Regions from separate parts of the Homo sapiens genome. Here region 2 is linked to region 1. The links are chromatin loops, found by intact Hi-C in ENCODE. Cell type or tissue: PC-9. All regions are shown on one strand.

Region 1 (2,500 bases):
GTGGCCTGGTCTTGGGACCTTTGTTGACCAGGGTTCTACCTCCCCCACCCTCCAGCTCAGCTCCTCGTGACTTGGAGGCAGCAGAGAGTTTGGCTGGTCTCCCAGGACAGCCGCCTCCCAGGGCCAGGAGTGGCGGGAGGGACCTCAGATGAGAGAAGAGCCAAGCCGGTGGTTTCTGGAGGTTCAGCACATCCTGGAGCAGGAGGGGGCGGTGGTGGGGGTTGCGGTGGAGAGTTGCTGTCCCACCGTGACTCAGCACTCTGCTAGGCTGGGCTTGGGCTCAAAAAGTGCTTTGTCATGGAGGAGAAGAGCAGTCATAAGACCTGGAGGGCTGTGGCTTCACTGTGGAGGGAGGGAGGGAGGGAGGGAGGGAGGGAGGGAGAGTGTCCCCCTCCCCCCATTTCCTAATGGGACAAAGTCCAGAGGCCGGACTGGGAACAAAGGGGTCTGAGATCACTCAGGGGGGCCTCTGATGGTGTTTTTGCTGGCAAGCCTAGGTGTCACTTTTCCTACCTATCCCTCGCTCAGTGCCTTCCCGCCGCATGGGGAATTCTCAATAGATGTTGGGTCCCTTTCTCTTCTAGGGATTGTTATTGTGTAGTCACAATTTAGGATCCACAGCTAGGAAATCATAGACCCCCCACAAATTTTAAGGCTTTGGAAAGGACGTTAGAGCTTCCAAATCATCATGTTTTACAGATAAGGTGAGACCCAAAAAAGGTTAGGCTTGCCCAAAGCCGTAGAGTCACTGGCTGAAACACAAGCTGAAAACTAGGACAGGGCACATGATGGAACCCCGCATGGCCATTAAATACAGTAAGTGTGTTTAATAAGTGTGTTGCTGGAATGTGTGTGTGCAGGAATGCTATGTGAAAAGGCCAGACCCCAAACCGTTCCACAGGCTGATTGCAACAAAGAAAAACCTCAGGGCTGGAGACATAGATGAGGATTGGGAGAGAATGGGTTACGTGGTATTTTAACTGAAGAGCTGATGTTTTAAATGTCTGGGATTTCCCCTGAAGTGAAGTGAAGTAAAGCAGGAAATTCGAGTTTTGAAATTCAGACCAAAGGAAAAACAATACTAAATCAGTATTTGGGTACATTTCTGGATGATGCAATCATACTCACAGAGCTTGTCCTGAAATCATTTCTTGAAAACCCTTGAGGCCATGTAAACTCAGAGTCTAGGTACTTGGAATCCCCCGCTTCCAGAAGGTTAACGAGAGCCACAGCCTGCGATGTTTGAGGACAACTGTGAATGGAAGGCAAGGCCCATTTTTGAATGCTAACTCAGGCCTCACTGCACTCCAGACTTCTGCCAGAGACCCTATCACATGCCCTAGCTATGTGTTTACCTCCTGGCTGGACTTTGAAGTTTTAAGCTGTGTCCCCAACCCTGGCACAGCCCGGGGGTCCCTCCAGTTGTAGCAGTTTGCAGCTCTGTACCTCTTCTCTGGAATGGTCATGCCCAGCAGAGCATCGGCTCTCTACCTTTGGACTAGCGGCTCCTGGAGATCAAGGGTCTTGCCTTTAACAGTCCCCAGCTGTATCCTTCCCAGTGAGCCCCTGGGATATGCACACAGTGAAGAGGCCACGTGGCCTCTCTGAACTTTGATTCCTGTATTATTTATGGTATCTGAAGCCAGCCCTCTCCCATGCTACCTTGAGTACCCGCTCTGGGCGCCCTCTTTACCACAGTTCCCGTTGCACCCCGTCAGCTGGGACCCAGCCACATGGCATCCCCACATCACCCCATCCAGGCTCAGCTGTGCTCACCCTGGCCAAATCAGGGGAGGCCCAGCTCAGCGCAGGTGACAGGTGGGAGCCATGGCTAGCAGCCTTGGGAGGAGGATGAAAAAACAGAAAAATGTCTTGCAAGTCTGGGCAGGGACCTCAGCAGCCAGAGGCCTTGGCAGCCAGGGGCTGGGAGTGCCTCCTCATGGAAATGGGAACTATGCCTCAGGAGTTTTCACTGTGTAGACACTCACTATGGTGGAGGGGAACGATGGCTGCACAGCACAGTCCCTTGAGCACCGGGTCGGAGGGAGTAGGGATCAAGAGGATCTGAGAGATCAGCAGCCAGGGACTAACCCAGCTGGGAGGCAGCAGAATGAAGCAGCCGGAAAGAGCGGCTAGGGCTTTCCTGCCCCCAGAGAAGGGGCACAATCCAGGAGAGCTAGTGAGTCTTGCTGGGCCAGCAGATGGGGCCTCGGTCAGCAGAGGGAAATCCTGAGTGTCCTATGAGAGGGTCAGGACCCCAAAGATCTCACCCTCAGCATGGATGAGGCCTCCCTCCAGCCTGTGGCTGTTCCCACTGTCCCAGGCTCCCTATTTCCTGCCTCTACCACCTCCTGCAGTCCCACTCTCTCTAATTTGTCTCTTTTCTGTCTGTCCCAGCATTATGAAATACAAAGATAAGCACTTTGTGATTACAACTCCTTAAAGGAGGCCGGTACAGTGGCTCACACCTGTAATCCCAGTACTTTGGAGGCCGAGGTGG
Region 2 (2,500 bases), 280 kb before region 1:
CCCGGTCACAGTGCACCTGCCCTGCCTGAGGTGAGGCTCCTGCAGCCAGGGGCAGCCCAGACTCCCCCACTGGGGTGACTTTCACCATCGCCTCCCTCACCTCCAGGGTATGGCTGATGATCCCCAGGGCTTCACACCGCTTCTCCCGCTTTCTTACTTCCTCTCTGCTTTGAGTCTTCCCTGATGATGCCCAGCACTCCTCCCATTTTACATAAGAGGAGAGGGTGGGGAGGGGACAGCTGAGAGGTGGGAAGCCCCCAGCTTGCAAACCTCTGAGGCCAAGTTTAGTTTGGCATCACCTAGGTGACTAAATCTAAATTCCAGAGTCTAGGCACATAGGATATGCTCGGAGAGTAATGGCTGCATGAATGAGGCTGGGAAGGCAGCCAAGGATGGGGCAGAGGCCCAAAGCTGTGTGACCTTGGCACGTCAGCATTCCTCTATGAGCTTAGGGTACTCATCTGTAGGATTCGGGGAATCAGGGAGGCGTGGCATCTGAGTTCCCTGGGCCTCTCCAGCTCTGAACTTCTGGGGACTGTCACATGTCTTCAGTCCTGCTTCCTTGCCTGTTTTTTTCTAAGCAATTTTTGCTGCCCAAGAAGACCTCACCTGTGTGTTCCAGCTACCCAGTGAGTTTGCGCGTAAATGGCTGCTCAGGGCAGGGCTCTCCAGTCAAGGGCTTGAGCAAGGCCACTGCTGTCCCCACAGCCAGGCTTCCATGCTGTGGCAGGAGGAAGGGAGACCAATGCTGGGACATGAGAGCGATCCACCACCCATAGCAGAGGGCCGGGGTGCCTGGGTGTGCTTGGACCTGACATTGGCCTCACGTGCACCCTTTGTGCCTCTGCGCCGGCTGCCTGTCAGTTGTCAGGTGTCTGCCTTTCATCCTTTCCTGGCCAAAGCTGCCTTTATTCAAGTGCCCCCTGCCAGGCTTTGTGTCTGATACCCCATTTCCGGCAGCCCTGAATCTGTGGCCCTTTGAGCTGCTGTTTTCCATCGAGTGGCTCCGTGGGGAGGAAGGGTGGGAGAAATCCATTCAAGTCATTTGTTTTAAAGACATTGAAGTAAACCCATGGGATTCATGCGGTCACATGTTTTCAGTCTTCTTTCAAAGTAATAGTTGGGTTTCTGGATCGCTCGCATTACCCACTTCCCTGCCTGGGAAGAGCGAGAGGCCTGGTCTTCAGGAAGAACCATGGAGAGGGGAAGCCTGGAAGATAAAAGCTGGGGGCCTGGCAAAACCCAAACATGTGCACGTCTCCCCGCCAGTGGAGGGGCTCTGCCTGGGGAGCACCAAGCACCTGTGTTCTGGTGATTCCAGGAAGCAGCCCCACGGGCCCTCTCTGTGTACTCGCAAGCGTGTTTTTCCTAGCCCAGGGAGCCTGCAGAAACTACCTTTGCCAGCAACTGAGAGGCAGGGTTGGGAGCTAAAGTGGTGCCCAGCCTCCCTGCTGGCTGGAATCTGGCCCTGCACAAGGTGCATCTGCCCACAGGCTCTGGGGAACCGGGTGGGAGGAGGGGCAAGAGGAGGGGAGCCAGCTTTGCTTTCCCCGCTCTTTCTGTTCAACCATCAGGCACCTCTAGGAAGCTTTCTCTGTCTGCCTGGGGCTGAGCAGTGGTCCAGGCATCAGTGTCGGAGCTCTGTGCTCACTGACCCGCCCCGGTTTCCTTGTTATTCTGCACTGTGAGCTACTTGAGGATAGGGCTTGGCATCCTCGAGTTCATGTCCCCAGAAGCTCCTGCCTAAGGGCCTGCTGAGTCCAACCCACTCCCACTTCCCAGCGGGGAGGAGCAGTGGGAGCTTCTTGTCTGGGAGCTTTCAGGTCCTAGGTCCACTCTCTGGCCCTGGTCTGAGCCTCCCACCCCGCTCCAGCCAACTGGTCTGGCGAGTTTGTGGGGACCTGGCCACAGGCGCTTCTCCAGGGACAGAATGTCCTGCTGTAAGGAGGCTTTGTGCCTGGCTTTCTGTTCTTCTTGGCTCCTCTTTGCTCCTCCTCTCTCTCTTTCATCCCAGGGAGGGTACTGACTTCTGGCTTAAGTCTGCTCTCTATCTTGCCTTTTTGGGGTCCAGGACAGCATATAGTGGGGGTGCTGGGCTCAGGCAGAGCAGTGGCCTTGCCTGGAAGGAGGGCAGGGGCAGGGCCCTTCAGGAATGAGGTAGGGTGTGCATCCCTGCGTGCCCCGGTGAGACCCTGGAAAGCCAGATACCCAGAGTGTGGATGACAGGCTCCGGGCCAGAGCCCAGGGGCTGTGGTGACCGTTCTCCCACCTCCTTCCCCGCTGATGTTCAAGGGTGAGGGACCAGAGGCCCAAAGACGGCAGCCTGCGGAGGCCTCGCTCCAGGACTCCGCCCCCACTGAGACTCCTCCCTGTCCCCACCACCAGGCTTGCTCTCAGGGAGCAGGAAATGAGAGTGGGGGAGCCTGGGTGTTCCTCTCACCCTCTGCGGGAGGGGCTGGGCACCCCGTTCCGTAGGTGTCAGCGGAACCGTCACCAGCGG

Evidence for each region. A loop is a pair of places that touch in the nucleus more often than their neighbours do. Peaks named below come from ENCODE experiments on the same cell type or tissue, not always from the same donor. Only the 100,000 strongest peaks of a DNase experiment are listed, where the experiment ranks them.
Region 2: a loop joins it to region 1, with 7 times the contacts of the local background. A loop is called at or near these places in 2 of 110 quality-filtered maps.

What each region holds. Positions count from the first base shown.
Region 1 is chr11:61,971,795-61,974,294 of GRCh38, forward strand. No RefSeq gene overlaps it. Among named protein-coding and RNA genes, the nearest start is that of FTH1, 5.4 kb to the left of the region's middle. RefSeq lists cis regulatory regions at 1-571, 1-328, 248-258 and enhancers at 83-377, 181-325, 989-1,168. In PC-9, no CTCF peak of the experiment used is centred here; DNase peaks (open chromatin) are centred at 177 and 1,077; H3K4me3 peaks cover 1,046 bases; H3K27ac peaks cover 2,500 bases.
Region 2 is chr11:61,693,697-61,696,196 of GRCh38, forward strand. All of the region lies in intron 1 of DAGLA (diacylglycerol lipase alpha), which reads left to right. Among named protein-coding and RNA genes, the nearest start is that of DAGLA, 15 kb to the left of the region's middle. RefSeq lists enhancers at 1,082-1,607, 1,608-2,134, 2,135-2,500, 2,301-2,500. In PC-9, a CTCF peak has its summit at 1,470; DNase peaks (open chromatin) are centred at 1,455, 1,815 and 2,475; H3K4me3 peaks cover 1,121 bases; H3K27ac peaks cover 2,384 bases.